2 separate regions of the Mus musculus genome follow, and region 2 is linked to region 1. A link is a loop called in an ENCODE intact Hi-C map of the cell type or tissue named here. Cell type or tissue: gastrocnemius. All regions are shown on one strand.

What was found. Hi-C counts contacts between places; a loop is a spot of excess contacts. Peaks named below come from ENCODE experiments on the same cell type or tissue, not always from the same donor. Only the 100,000 strongest peaks of a DNase experiment are listed, where the experiment ranks them.
Region 2: it touches region 1 in a loop (6-fold over the local background); 16 of 42 quality-filtered maps call a loop at or near these places.

What each region holds. Positions count from the first base shown.
Region 1 is chr15:78,173,776-78,181,775 of GRCm38, forward strand. It overlaps Ift27 (intraflagellar transport 27), which reads right to left and starts at 306. Exons shown (of 7, transcript NM_025931.3): 1 at 1-306. The coding sequence starts at 27. In gastrocnemius, a CTCF peak has its summit at 4,809 (motif pointing right); DNase peaks (open chromatin) are centred at 533 and 4,804; H3K4me3 peaks cover 1,470 bases; H3K27ac peaks cover 1,162 bases.
Region 2 is chr15:78,316,593-78,324,592 of GRCm38, forward strand. No RefSeq gene overlaps it. Among named protein-coding and RNA genes, the nearest start is that of Csf2rb, 5.4 kb to the right of the region's middle. In gastrocnemius, a CTCF peak has its summit at 4,419 (motif pointing left); DNase peaks (open chromatin) are centred at 2,508 and 4,420; H3K27ac peaks cover 1,057 bases.

The DNA of each region.
Region 1 (8,000 bases):
GATGCATTTGGCAGCTAGCTTCACCATAGTAACCAGGTACTAGCGGAGACGTGGGGGTGGGGGACGCTGAAAGGGGGTTAGGATTCGGGGACAGCTGACACCAGGGCCTGAGGCCGTGATGGAGGGATGGATGATGGCCCGGGTGCTAGGGTTGGGTGGACGGAGGGCTTCAGGCCCCAGGCAGCCTGCAAAGGTTCCGGTGGGGCGGAGCAGAACCCGTTCCAAGTCCAGCCTTAGACCCGGCCCAAAGAAGAGTTGAGACACAACCACTAGTCCTCTGGTCCCAAGAGTCGCGCCAAACAGGCTCCTGGCAACCATCATCAACCCGCCTTCTCCCTCCATATTGTCTCCTGATTGGTTGCTCTCAAAAGCTCGGAGACCCCAGGCACCCAATAGAAGAAGGAGGCGGGGAAAACCGGTTCCCTTCGCGGAACAAAGCGGAGAGGTTTCTGCTCTTTAACTGCTCTCAGCTTGGCCAATGGCTTTAGATGCTGTCAATCACCGCTGGGCACCGCCTAGCGTCTCTGGAGACGCAGCCCAACCAGGATGCAGCCGGAGGCGGGAATTAATGGGGCTTTCTGATTGGCCAGAGCATGGCTTTAACCATCGCGAAGAGTTTGGGATTCGCTGCACCTTGCCCCTTCTTCCTGGGAATGGATTCGCCCACACTGAGAGGGGTGACGCCGCTGAAATGGCGCCTGCGCAGTAAAGGAAGCTGCTGTCGCGGGTCCTGGATGTTATTGGTATCTTTCCCCGACCCCGGGTGCAAAGAACATTTGGAGACCTAACCTTTGCTTCACGTCCAGAATCGAAATGCCATCTTTAAAGCCCAAGCATGTTATGAACCCTAAAAACTGAAATAGCGGGGAGGGAAAAATGTGCAACGTTGAGCAGTGAGGAAGACAGGAAGGCCCTGCATGCTTGCACAGCAAACAACTGCGGACAGCACCCGTGCTGTGCACCTTCCGGAAGGGGGAAAGAGCGAGGTCCTGATGGAAACTCACACAGTATATCCATATGTAACTATATATCACTTTATGTTATGTATCAGTTAAATTAAACTAAAATCTAAAATAGGCCTAATTTGACGTGATATCTTAATGGATGGGAGGACACGCCTCTCTCAGTCGGATTCCTCTGTTATGGGTGAATGGATGCTATCCTGGTGTTGCCCCTCATGAGGGGAGGGTGGGTAAATGCCACCTGACTTTCCTGGGAGCCCCTCTTGCTTTGCCACTAAGTGGGATATGGCTCTGCAAGGCATGTAACCTCTGGAACTCTGAAGATAGAAACCAACTCATGGGTACAGGAAGTAGGCGAGTGTCCATGCATCGGGGCGTTGTTACTGTAGCAAAACACCGGAGAGAAACTATTTAAAGGAGGAAAGGTTTAGTTTGGCCATTTGGTTGACCATCATAACAACAACAGCATATAAGCATATAGCCACCTCATGTTGGGAAAGGAAGAAATAGTTCCCAGGATATGCCCCCAAAGTCACATTCTCTTTCAACTAGGTTCCATTTCCCAGGCACCTCCCCATAGCCCATCACATTAGGTACCTGTGATGGTTTGTATATGCTCTGCCCAGGGAGGGGCACTATTAGAAGGTGTGGCCCTGTTGGAGTAGGAGTGTCACTGTGGGTGTGGGCTTTAAGACTCTCATCCTAGCTGCCTGGAAGTCAGTCTACCGCTAGCAGCCTTCAGATGAAGATGTAGAACTCTCAGCTCCTCCTGCACCATGGCTGCCTGGATGCTGCCCTGCTTCCACCTTGATGATAATGGACTAAACCTGGGAACCTGTAATCTAGCCCCAATTAAATATTGTCCTTATAATACTTGCCTTGGTCATGGTGTCTGTTCACAGCAGTAAAATCCCTAACTAAGACAGTACCCATCAATGGATCTGTAGTCCACTGATGAATGAAGTCAGAGATTCATCACTTCCCCTAAAAGCCTTAGTTCTGATCACCCCCTGCTCTGGGAGCCAGGCTCTCCACACACACGTCTTTGGAGTGTGGTGGGGTGTGTGTCCACCATGCTGGCTCAGCACTGCTGCTGTAGGTTGGCCAGGGGAAGTTCTCCACCCCACTGCTGCTTTCTCAACGTTTACTGGGTCCCAGGATTCTGATCTCGAACATTTAGAGAGGCACCGTCTCTCTGCAAAGATGCCTGTATCAGGAGGAACTGGTAGAGCTAGTGCTGCCTCGGAGTTACCCAGGATCCCCTAGGAACCCTTGTCTATGCTTCTGTAACAAACCCCTGTAATCTGATTGGTTTGCCACACTGGCAAACATGGGTAGGGTTTCTCTGGTCTGTCTGTCCTGTCTGGATGAAGAGGTGTTTCTCTGGAAATGTCAGGTGGTGCCTTCTTTGAGGAATTCATTCCATAGATATTCAGAGAGTACTAAGCACAGGGGGGTGGGGGGGGGCGGAGCCAACAAGCCCAGCTGAGAGGCAGGTGACTGAGAAGAGTGTCCATAGATATTTGGAATCAATGTTGGGTAAGGGAAGATTTAGGGCAGGACCACAGATGCCCTCATGCTATGACCCTTGAGCTCTCTGGGCACCCTGAGCAATTCCACTGTACCCTAACATGCAAGTAGCCATTCTTAGGTGGTCCTGGGGCTGCTATATTTTTCCTTGAGAACTTCCCTACCCCAGGGCCTTTACACGTAATGTTCCTAGCATGGCTGCAGAGCTCTGTTCCCCATGACTTTCAGCTCGAAGCCCCAGTGGCATGTCCCTAGCCGTCCATCCCTAGCCATTCAATGGAAAGACTTTCTTTCCATTTGGCAGCTTGACCTTGCTTTACTGTACTGTCTTCCTGGCCTTGGCCACTGGTGGAAAGGATGTGCCAGGGTGCTTTGCAGAATTCTCCACTTGAAAGTTAGCCTCATGAGAAGAGACACTCAATAGCTTTTGGTCATTGGCCTCTAGGACAGTCCCCAGCACGGCGAGACACTCGGGGGGGGGGGGTGTTTTTGAAGAGACGAATCAGCTGGGCGTGGTGGTGCACGCCTTTAATCCCAGCATTTGGGAGGCAGAGGCAGGTGAATTTCTGAGTTCGAGGCCAGCCTGGTCTACAGAGTGAGTTCCAGGACAGTCAGGGATACACAGAGAAACCCTGTCTCGAAAAAATAAAATAAAATAAAAAAGAGACGAATCTCATAGGGCTTACTCTTCTGGTAATATGACAAGCACCAATTGTTTATTTTATTTATTCTTTATTGTCTGTGGTATTGGGACTTGAATCCGGGGCCCTATGCCCACTTGGGAAGGGCTCTACTACTGAGATCCAACAAGTACCCATTCTCACGCCAGTTCTCAGGCAGGTAATACTACCAGTGGGAGGGGGCAGCCGTTGTTCAGATGTGGGGCAGTTTGCTCCTGGCTCCTCTCTCTCCCCTGACTACACTCTGAGCGAGAGCTGACTTCTCTACTTCTCTCTACTAGGGTTAACAGTGCTGCTGCCAAAGTTGGAGGCGGGGTTGTGGGTGCTGACATTGACGTGTGTGTGTGTGTGGGGGGGAGGGGGTTCTTTGCACAGAAGGCTTTGCTTGAGAGTGGGTTGTAGAGGCAGCTGCTGACACGTTGTTCCCAGGAACCTTCGGATCGTTCTGGGGTCATGGGACTCCTGACAGCATGGACAGCGGTATGCATGAGCTGCAGTACGTAGCCAGGCAGTGACAGCTGCCACACTCTGTTCAGAAGGCATGGGCTGCTCGGGCCCACTGCATAGCCTAGGTTCCTCCATCATCACACTGTGAACAGCTCCAGGTCCTTACTCCCTCTGTCTAGATGACATTAGGGTCCATTTACCCACACAGGGTAGTAGTAGCAAAATGGTTGGGTACAAAAGAGACGGTTAGGGGAGGCGTGCCTCGTATAGTTTAGACTGGGCCTCAGGAAGAATGAGTTCTGGGTACTAAGACTCAGTCACTGGTGCATGCAGGTCCGAGCCAGTGCTGAGCAGAGAAGGCAGGGACTTTGCAGCTCTTGTGAATGGGGACCGGTAAAGCAGAGCTTGGCATCAGCTTCACACAGCCCCACAAGGAGACCCTGTGCCAGGCTGAGCCAGGTTTCTTCTGGGCACAGCTGATACTTTAATATGGGCAGGGGGAAGGGGAGCCACTATGAGCTTGTATCTCTGACCCACTAGCTACCCAAATCATCACACCTCTGTAGACAACAATGAAATGTCTCCAGTCATTGCCAAATGTCCCCTTGGGGTCAAACTCTTTCATGGATGGAAACTGCTCACTTAGAAAAGGCTACTGATTTGAAATGGAAATCTTGAGGTCTTTGGACCACACTGCTTAGGTCTGAATCTCTCTCTCTCTCTCTCTCTCTCTCTCTCTCTCTCTCTCTCTCTCTGTTCCCCACCCCCACCCCCATGTCCCTTGGTTCCTAGTAGCTCAGTTGTTGGCCTCCCTGTTCCCATGACAGAACATAGATGTGTAGCAGAAGAACTCATAAACACCGGCTCTGATGCACAGCCTGGGATGTGATGGGTCCCCAGGGGGCTGCCTGAGGCTGCAGCCATGCTCTGCTTTACAATTGGCTTTAAGGCAAAACACCACATCTGGTGCGACGCTTCCTGTGGCAATGACCTTTGAGGTCTATGTGCCTGGCACCCGTGCGGGCCCACTTGATTGTGTCTCTGCTGATGCAGTGCTTGGCAGTGGACATCTCAACAAAGAGCAGTAGCTGTGGGACTGACTCACCTCCCCTGTGTTCTGAATGCAAAGTGAGAGAGCCCATAGCTGTGCGTCCTGCCTGCTGGGCAGGCTGCCGTATGCTGATTTGGTCAGCAGGGGGCAGCAGTCGCCGGGGGAAAACGCCAGCCACAGGCAGGTGCTGAGGGCTCTTGGCTTTTCCTGGTCTTTGGGGCTTCTTTTACTTAAAGTAGAGCATATCAGCTCTCCAGTCACACGAGGCTTTTTTTTTTTTTTTTTTTTTTTTTTTTTTTTTAAACAGCCCTTTGACAGCTCATCTGTGAAAGCTCAGACACGCTCTTGCATGTTTTATGCTCAGTGTGTCTTGTCCTTTCCTGCACGTATGAGGGTCTCGGAGACTGGTGGTGGGCAGATAACTCAATTGGCTCTCCCTGGATGTACACCCTGGATCCTGATCTTTCCTATGCCATGCGCATAAAATTTGTGTTGTTATGTTCGGAGGGCTCAAGTAGTCAGAGGCCAGACTCCACTACAACAAAGTTAACTCTTCAGAAGCGTGTTTCTTTCTTCTTCCTTTTGCGATCCCCTCACACTCCATAATGCCCTGAGTGTGGAGGACACACCCCTGCCTAGACTGGCTGTTGCCTGTTCCCTGAAATTACTTGGGCCCTATCTTAGCTTGTCCCTTGGCTTTCTAAAAACAGCACAAGCCTTTTTCTCTGGCTTTCCTAAAATCTACTGTTGACTTCTGCTGTCTCATTTCCACTCAGCAGCCAGTGTCATCCTTAAACATTTTAGGGCCAAGTGAGATAGCCATGGGAGACCATGGGGAGGGGAGAGGGGCGCGTGCAGGGTGGGTGGGGTGGGGGTGGGTTGGTAAAGGCTTGCTGCCAAGCCTGGTGAGGTTGAGTTTGATCTCTGGGACCTGTACGCTGTCCTCTGACCTCTCTACACAAGCCTTGTGGCACATGTCTCGGTGCTTTGTGCTCTGTCTGAGACGGTTAGCTTCCTGGGACCAGCAGACTGGATCCTGCCTGTGCTGCCTCAGGGCTTTTGTGCAGTCTACCCCAAAGCTGGCACAGTCACTGATGTTTCTCTAATGTGTAACAGTCCTCTCGGCTCTGTCCCCATCCTTCTTTCCCAAGTGTCCCCCTGTTGAACACAATCTTTCTGTGATCGTCACACAGGAGGAGCCACTTCTTGGCTGGGCAGGGGAACACACACACACAAGTCTCTTGCTCTCTCCAATAGCTACTATGAAGGTGCAGCCTGACAGCTCCTACCACCTACGATATGCATTGCAAACTATAAAGTTCTGGGCAAAAACCTGAGCTTTCCCTGCCACCAAGATAGACTCCATTCTGAGGCCAGTTCCCCAGCACCTCCTCCAGGTAACTTTGAGTGTTATCACCAACACCACAAAGGAGCCTTTGTGGCCAGCACACAGCAGCTTGAAAAGACGCCTTCTGGTGGCCCACAGGACAGGGCTGAGGGCCCTTCAAGGATGAATGGGACTGGCCAAACATATTTACTGGGGTTGGGTGAGGTAGGGTGTGGCTGGAGCCTCCAGAACATTCCAGAGCCCTTGCACCTCTGAGCTCTTCTGTGAGTTCCCACAACAGCATCTGTCACGTTCTGTAAAGGGAGCTAGTGAAAGAGAACGTCCTTCAAACCTCCCAGTTTATACCTTCTGAGGCCAAGTGTCCCAAAGGGACATTCTTGGATCTCTCAGGTGGCACAGTGACAGGTGGACCTTTAAATCAGGAGATTGCATTTGGAGTTTGACTGTAAACAATTACATATCAGGGAGCCAGAGCCAGAGCCTGCCTCAGAAACACGAGGGCTGGGGGGCGTAGCTCTGTTGGTAAACTACAGTTTGGAAACTCTGAGTTTCATCTTCTGAGCCCATATAAAGAATCTGGGTGTGAGGGCAAGGGTTTGTAAACCCAGTGCTGGGGACAGGGAGACAGGAGGCTTCTCAGCACTCAACGTTCAGCCAGCCTAGCTTATCTGGCCAGCTCCAGGTCAGGAAGAAACCTCGTTTCATAAAATAAGGTGAAAGGGGCCCGAAGAATGCCACCAGAGGTGATCTCCAGACTCCACATGCAGTTACACACATGTGCATGCTCCCAACACACAAACACAAAACACACACACACACATACACACTCATTATGAAGTCATGGGCAATGGAGTGTACTGAGGTCACTGAGGTTTAGAGACCCAGTGCAAGGGGATGTTTCAAGTCTAAGAGTTCAAGCCCACCCTGAGTACCATAGATGCTGTCTCAAAACACACAAAAACAAAAACAAAACAAACAATAACAAAAAAAAACAACAAAAACAAAACAAAAAAAACCAAAGCAAACCAATAGAGGTGCATATGTCAGGGTTGCTGCATGCCCCCACCTAGAAGAATTTTAGAATTCACCAGATCTGATCTGGTAGGAACAAACATTTGGAATCTTGCAAAGCTAAAATGCAGATGCCAAGTTGTCCAAGGCCTTGGCCTTGTTGGAGCTTCTTCCTTCGGCGCAGCCGTTTGCCAGAGGAGGGCACGGAGGTTCTGAGACACTCATCAGACTGGCGGACAAACTGTAGGACTGGGGTTAGTGCTCCCATCTGCCCCGAGCCTCACTCTCCCAGCTGCAGGCTGGGCGGCCCTGGGAGGGCTTGGAAACCAGGCTGAGCCTCTGTCTCCTGTGGTGTAAGACGGAATTGATCACAGAACCCACCCTGAGGAGATGCACGGCCTAAATATGCACAGAGAACACTTTGCATGGTGACACAGTAAACTCCAGACAGGTGCCACCCACCAGTGACTACGACTCTAGAGCACCTTGTTCCAAAACCAATGAATAATCAAGCAGGTAAGTTCATGATCTGAAGACTCTCCAAAGACAGGAAGCTTCCCTTGCCAGGAATGTAAGACCCAGAGGCAACGCCTTCTGGGCAGAAATAAAATACGAAAGGGAGTCACTTAGCAGAACTGAGTGTCTCTGTAACATCTACGTTCTGAAAGGGCCTTCCTAAGGCTGGTCCAACACGGCAGCAATGGTCTCTCTAACCTTGTTGACAAAGCGTGGAGGCTTGTGACAACTGGGGAGCAGCCCTTCTGCCGCTGACCCCCTGCTCCAGCGTGGGATTTTGCAAGGCAGCAGCGACATTGACATTTCTCATCCTTAGGCAACTCTCTCCAGAGCAATCCGTGGAACTGATCGTTCTCTGCTCCTTTCTCGAGAGTTCACAGATGTGAGTCTTACACACACACACACACACACACACACACACACACACACACACACACACAGAGAGACAAGTGACA
Region 2 (8,000 bases), 140 kb after region 1:
TGACTCTACACTATGAGGACTCTGAGCACTTTGGAGTGAGTCCAAGGCTGGAGTCAGAAATCTACAAGATGAGATGAAGGTTCCTCACAGTACCTGAGAGGATTTCAAGGATGTGCAGAAAGAGATGCAGACAGAGCTCACTCTGATCATGTGAGATCATATTGGCCTTGTATTGATCAAACCTGAGATGACATAAGCTTCTACATAAGGAATTTTGAAAATCTCCCTTTAGAAATCATCACTACAATCATCATGTGCATCTTCATCACAAGTGTTATCATCATCGATGCAATCACCATGATCACAACAGTCATCATCTGCATCCTCATCACCGCCATTATCATCGTCAATGACATCACTGTCATCAGCATCATTATCACCACCATCCTCATCACCATTATCACTATCGTCATCATCACCATCCACACTGTATAAATGATACATTATATTGTCACTCCATGGTGATTTAAGGGATGGTTTGGATTGTAAATGAGAAAGAGAGTATGACAGACAGAAACACACAAAAAAACAGACAGACAGACAGACAGGAGAGAGAGAGAGAGAGAGAGAGAGAGAGAGAGAGAGAGAGAGAGAGAGAGAGAACAGCCAGAAGAATCTAGAAGAGTCTAGAGCAGAAAGAGGGGAAAAAAACTGAACAAGGCAAGCATACTTGACCTGGCCAGGGTTACCGTGAGGCAGGAGAGAATAGCAGTGGATAGAAACTGGAGAAAACATGGTGAGAGAAGCAGAAACGGGGGAGGGGGGTTCAGAAAAGCAAGAGAGTGAAGGGGGTGAGGCACATTGAGGATAGCATGGTCCTTAGGAGTGGAGTAGCTTGGGAGAGGGAAGATCATGAGTTTAAGGGAGAGGAAGAAGGAAGAAGGCCTGGGGTGCAGCATAGACTTTGAGATGTGTAACAGGCACTGTGGTACTGAAGGAGCCTGGAGTCCAGGGAGCCATATGTCCTTTCTGTCAGAGGGAAGGGAATTGCCTCCTTTCCTGTAGGAAGAGGGGCGTTGGCTTTACAATTCCTGAGAAGTGCTGCTTTTTGTCTCCTTACTGGAAATCCTCCTACAGTCCAGTGTGAGCTCATTTCTGGACTTCTGGACTGCCTTTTGGAGTTCAGGGAATTGGAGTTTCTGTTGGACCTGACAGCCACCATCATACTGTCCCCATCATCTCTGTATCAATCAGACTTACAGAGGGAGAATGCTGTGGCCTGGCCTACAGTCAGATAAATCCTGAGGAAAATAGACTGAGCTAAGCCAGGCACAGAAGAACAGACAGGGCAATGAGACATAGACGGGGTCCCTACTTGGTCAAATTTACAGAGGCAGGAAGTGGAATGCAGGTGTCTGGGACACACAGAGGAGAATGACATGTACTGGCCTGTTCAGGTGAGGGGGCGGGAATGCTCAGGAGATGTGCAGTAGTGACAGTCACCTAAGTGTACATAGGCAGTGACTGTGCTCATGTAAGGACCAAGAGCATTAATTTTTGTATGTTTTATCATAGTCTTTTCAGAAGCAGGCATAGTTGGTATACAGTAAGGCACCTGAGCAATGGCCACCAACAGTCACCCATTACTGAGAGAGCAACTAGGCAGGGACCCAAATGCCACCTTGGATTAGGATGTTGTACATGACCTGATGGTAGATATCTAGGGGTGTAGGTTTATAAGTATATGCCATGCACGTGAGATATAAAAACTGATAGAGTGTAATAAATTTAAAGTTCTTTAATGTAAATACAGCATAGAATTCTCTTCTGTTCTGTGGAAAAAACTGAAGTCCCCATCAGTGAGGAGTCAACTTCCATGACATTCAAAGCAAGATCCCAAGACTAAGATGGATCCATGTCTTTCCCATCTGTTTGTCAGACCACTCCTCATGTGACATCTGCCAGTGGCCAAAGTGGGACCTCACAGCCCTATCTGAGGTGAGTCAGAGATGCTTAACACTCTAACGGTGCATGGTTGTGACTAAGCAATGTTGGTTGTCTTAGAAATGTAACTTACTATGCCTTCTGTGCCTGTCCTTAAATGAGAGTTGACAGACAACTCTCCTTGTGCCCCTTAGGTTCAAGGCAGCACCCAAAATGACAGTGCTGGTGACAGTGTCCCAAACAGAGGGGCTTTGGCTGGGTAATCCGAAAGTATGCTACTGGATAAACAAGTCTAAAGACAGATTTCTATTTACTGGAAAAGCAGCCATCTCAAGGAGGTTTCTTTTTATGAGAAACTTCCCTTAATCAGCCCCAACAGTCAACCACTTTAGGCAAAGATATCTATTTCTGGGTTAATCTGTCCAGCCAGCTGTCTCAGCTCAAGGACCCTACCCTGTTGACACATAAAATCTGTTTGCTCCACACCACCCCAAATTGCTTCTCCCTCTGCCTTCTTAGAGATAGTCTTGGCAATTCAATCCTGGATAAACCTATCCTTCTGCCCATGAGTCTAGTCTAGTCCAGTGGTCACACTGTGCTTGGCTGCTTTGATCAGGAGCTGGATGCCAAGTGGCCCCTCCTTCAACAGTCCCTGCAGGCAGTCATGACAGCTGTGTGCTCATGGCTCATTTTCCTGTCACCTTTACTGGATTTAGAATCATCATGGAGAGCATGTGAAGGCATTTCTAGATTAGACTGACTGACATGGGGAGACCCGTGTCAATGTGCATGGCACTATACCTTTGGCTAGGGTATCTGACTACATAAGAAGGAGAAAGCTGGCTGAGCCCCAGAGGTTGAGGCTCTCTGCTCCCTGACTGCAGACTGCCTCACATTCCAGTTGACATGGCTTCCCATCATGATGTAAGTCAAGTAATCCATTTTCTGCCTTTTGGTGTGTTTAAAAGCACAGGGGGTCAGAGAGTGTTTAAAACACAAAAGGGGTCATTAATCCTTGCTGGATTAAACAGTCTGTTACTACCAGAAGGAAACACTTCAATCAGAAAGCAAGCAGGGCTGCTGGGGAAGCCATGACTGCTGCCCCAGGAGGCCCTGCTCCAGGCCTGGCAGCTTCAGGATACTCTCATTAACTTTTGCATATTCCATGTGGAGACAGGGATGGATTCTGAGTTCAAGCCTGCTGGTTTTCAAGTCTCAAAGCAATAAGCAGCCCACCTGAAAACACACAAGACTCTGTGAAGTTCCTCGTTCTCAGGGCTCAGAGATGTGAGTCTCTAGTTTAGGAAGGCTTAGAGCTTGTTCAAACTGCAGCCTAGAGCTGTAGCCATTCTGCCTTTAAATGCCTGGAGCCACAGTCTCCTTTTTGTCAAAACCTAGAGCTACAAGCCCAGCCTGTAAGCCACTTGTATTCAGAGCTCAGGACTGCAAAGGCTAAGGAGGCTGAGCCTTGCCCACTTGTAGTGTTTACCTGAATAGAAAAAATCTTCATTGGTACACATAGAAGGTCCCTGTGAGACCAGAAGGAAGGTTTTCCAGGTTCATCTGCTTATCTGTTCTGGCTTCATGGTTTTATATCATCGACAATTCTATATCTTCAGGGGGATGATTTTCCAGTTCCAATATTTCACTTTCATGTCACTTCCTAGGTGTGGACTGGATGTCCCCACAGGAAGGCCTGAGTTTGAGACACATCTTTCCTTGCCCAAGAAAAGGGGGTCCCAGTTGTAAGGAGCTCAGCTGAGCTCCCAACAGTTGTAGTGTCTAAGGGAAATGGAAAGGACAAAGGCATTCTTCTGCAACACTTGCTGGGTTCAAAAAAGCAGGAGCCCGGCCCAGAGGACGCAGCCATTGCTCTACTGTTTCCCCTGAGGAAGGTAGACAGAGGGTCAGATGGGTCAGCACATACATGACCCTCTCTATTGTTGAGAGAACCCAGAACAAAAGTTCTGGCAGTCTGGGGAGGCTCTGGAAAGGACTGGGAAGGCATGGGGTGAAGGTTACAACTGGAAAGAGGATATGTGTTGTCAAGGACTTTCTCTTTCTCCTTGGGGACCTCACCTGAGGTGCACCATTAAAGACCGCAGCCCAAGTTGTCAGAGAGGGATCCAGGCATAGGACAGTTGGCCAGGAACACAAAGATGTAGAGAACCAAGACAGTCTGGTGTACCCAGTCCTTGATGTCAGTGCCCCTCAGAAACTTAAGGTTAGACCTTGAGTGGAAGTCAGTCTTCCTGCATACACCTACCAGGCAAACTTTGGAAAGAATCCTAGGCTTAGGAACTGCATAGATTTTGACCATAACCCAGCTCCTTACTAAGGTGAGTCCCTTGGTGGGCAGTGTGGTTAGGCTTTTCCTGGGGCAGAAATTGAAGCTTCAAACTCTCTGGTCACAGAAATCCTTGCCAGGCAGAAAGATCTGTACTGTGCAGGTCTCTTAAGCAGGAAACCCACAGAGGAGCCAAGCTGACAGTGCACACTCCTCGCTGAAGCTCTTCTCCACCGGGCCACCTAGTGGCCAGCCCTTGATTGCAGCCCCTTCCTGAAGTCACAGCCCCTCCCAGGACAAGAGGGGAAGTTCAGGGAAGCAGGCCCAGAAAGACATTCTTCAAGCCTGCCCTGTCCAGCCCAAGGCAATCCCCTCCTGACCTTGCCACAGCAGAAAGAGACATCACCTTGGGATTTAGCACCCGAGAGAAATCGGGGTCAGAAGCTTCTCTCCAGCAAATCCAGCCAGGGACTTCCCTGTCAGGGTGGAGCATTGCAAGCTCTGCCTGGACAGCTGTGGTCTTCCTTGCAGGGGGAGAAGAAGGGGGTGAAAAGAGGGGGAGAGAGAGAGAGAAAGAGAGAGGGGAGGGGAGGGGAGGGGAAGGGAACGGAGGAGAGGGACAGAGACACACAGAGAGACAGAGACACAAGATAAGAACAACAAAAAGACCCTACCAGGCTAGGCTTGGCTTCCCCAGCTGTCATGGATCCAATGTCTCCTGACTGCTGTGCTCTCCCTCTGCCTTACTAAACAATCAGAAAATAAAAACTTTGGCCTTCCTTTGGAGAGCTCTTTTCCCAGGGATGTTCCAGAGAGCAGATTCCCATCTCTCCCTGTTAACTGCTCAGCATGCTGCTGCAGAGGCTCTGCTGTGGTGTGTGAGAAGTTCCCAACCTGGTGGATGTGACAGAGACTCGGAGGTCTCAAGTATAAGATCTCCCATGGGTGCTCCCTCGGAGGGCTTTAAAGTGAGCATGTTTGACAATTAGATTATTCCAGGATGGAGAGCAGTGGCCCTCTGTCAACTGCATGAAAGGCAATGTGGAACATCCCAGGAGCAAACATTGGGTCAACAGCTGTTCACTGACAAATGTCTCTACAAAGAAGCACGCCATCGTGCCTGTCTCTGCACAGCGTTAAGAGACACCCTCCACATCATTGTGACAGAATTCTTAACTGTCAGAGGATGAGTTGGTATCTTGTTTAAGGGACTTCCTTCTTGATTTTTTGGTTGCTCATTGGCCAAGTCCATAGGGCCAGGTCTGAATGACAGCCCAGGCTGCCTCCAGCTGTCACAGAACAGTTTGGGCATAGCTATCTTTTGTCACCCACCACACCACCAAATTCACTGAAAGTGAGGAGCAGAGCAGGTTTGGAAAAGCCTGGGATGGAGAGATCTGGGATGCTCTCCTCCTCCAAAACAAGCTGTGTGAGTTGCGGCTTTGTTTTGTTTTGTTTTGTTTTTCCATTTACAATGTTCATAAATGTGGCGACTTAATTGGCAAAGATGAAAACGTCTTCGGTGTCTATACCGTTGTTGAGTACAGGGAATTGATTCTACACTAGTCCATAACTAGCTGGTGCTTGAGTTGTATCAAGGGACAGTGAAGTTAGAGGTCCAAACTCGGAGCTTGGGTCTTAGGAAAGCCAGACTTGCCAACCAACTGTGGACTATATCACTCTATAACAGTGTGTTGGCCAGCCCAGGAATCCTGTTAGTGAGACACGTTTGTCACATACCTAGGACTGCCAGGAGCATCAAAGCCACTGGGAGCTTTGATTGATCCACAGGCATCTGTCCTGCCCCATGTGAGCACAGTGCTGTGTGTGGTACCTGTGTCCTGGGTGTGTTTAGACCTGTGACAGCTGGAATAAGCTTGATCCTGGCAGCAAGCGCTGAGCTGCAGCAAACATGCTTTCCTCAGAATAGAAGGAGCATCATGCCTGCCCTTTGCCCTCAATGGTAAGCTTTGTTCCTTCCTGCCATTAAGACTTGAAAAGCTGTGTCCTAGACACTGAGGGGTAAGAGCTAAGGAAGGGCTGTATGCCTGATTCTGAAGAGTCATGAATGAGCATATCGGTGTATGTGACTTATTGTGAATTTATTCATGGTGGGACAAGTACCGTGGTCAAAGCAACATAGGTGAGGAAAAGACCTATTTCAGGTCACAGCCCACCATGGAGGGGAAGTCGGGGCAGGAACTCAAGCAGAAGTGTGAGCCATGAACCGTGGCAGGACACTGTGTGCTGGCTGGTTCGTAGGTTCATGCTTATGTAACTATCTTATACAGCTCAAGATCACATACCTAGGGAATGGTACCGCCCACAGTAGGCGGGGCCCTCCTACATCAATAAGCAATCAAGACAACTTCTGTGGTTGCTCATGCCTTTTGGAGGCACAGGCAAGCTGATCTCTGTGAGTTTGAGGCCATCCAGGGCTGCATAGGGAGATGCTATCTCAAGCCAAGAAACAGTCAAGACAACCCCATCTGATCTGGACAAGTCCTCACTTGAGACTGCTTTCTTAGGAGACTCTAGGCTGGTCGAGTTGCTAGTTAAGCTGACTAAGACGTGAGGGAATATATGGAAACATATTTAAAACTTCACTTGTATAAATTATGGTAGAGTTAATATGTATATCTATTGCTTTGAGACAGGTACTGTTTCCAAGGCTCTAATTTCCAAAGCATAGGATACACTGCATAAATATGCCAGGGACTTCCAGTTTAAAAGGTGACCTGTAAACATTTGGATAGCTTAGTCATATCTTACCAATGTTGTTCTGTGGGAAGTCCTTCTTAATGGCCTTTTGGGCTGCTAACTAGCTGTGTTCATTTTCACTTTGAGTTGAGATCTGAAATCGAGTGAGAATGGCTCCCTTGGGGCAAGGGCACATTTATCTGGGGACAGTCTGTGTTAAGAAAGCAATGGGTATTATATAAAGTAAGTAGCAGGAGGTTGGTGACAAGGACCCTATTGAGCCCTAGTGTGACACTGATCCCAAAGAGTAGTAGGTTGTCCAACAAGACATGTTGTTCCTGCTGTATGATCTGAGGATCAAGGATTTCTTGTCAGTTTTACATGTCCGGGGTGTCCCGTGTAGGTGGGGATGGTGGACATGACCATTTATGCATTGATTTCAAGGGCTGTCTGGGTGATGTGTCAATTTCCTCAAACAGTAAGATATTTGGAGAAATGGTTATGCAATGTGTGAGGAGATACTAATCTCTCTGAATTTCAAGGCCACATAGGAGGGTGGATCCAGTTATCAGACAGAGACCACCTGCCTTGTGTTAGTATCCCCTGTTCCATGAGAGCCTCTCATAGGTACCACACAATTCATACTCTGTGTCGTTTGCTGCCATGACTATGGCATAGCTACTGCACGGGGAGAAAGGGTTGACTAAGTACCTAATGAACACCATTGTGAACCAAAACACCTGCCGTGTGCCCCATGGATTGCACCCCTCGCGACAAGTCAGCCACCGAACTTCTTGACTTTCGTTTTCTGTTGAATAAAAGAAAATATGAAGTAAAACAAACCCATTGGTGTCTGGACATGAGGATCTGCAGTGTTGTGGATTAGAGGTATACGATTCGGGCACACTGATCTCTGAGAATAGAATCAGTCCAGAGGTTGGTGGAAGGTTTCTGTTCATCTGGAACTAACTGCTGTCCCCCTGCCCAGGGGCCCTCTCCTACTGTCTGGTCTCCTATCTCTGTAGCTCTGTATTGGGAGATAAGAAATTACCAGTGTATCACTGAAGCTACTTTTAAAAAAAATCTGACATTTCAATGCTTGTATTTTTATGCTTATTTGAATTTATTT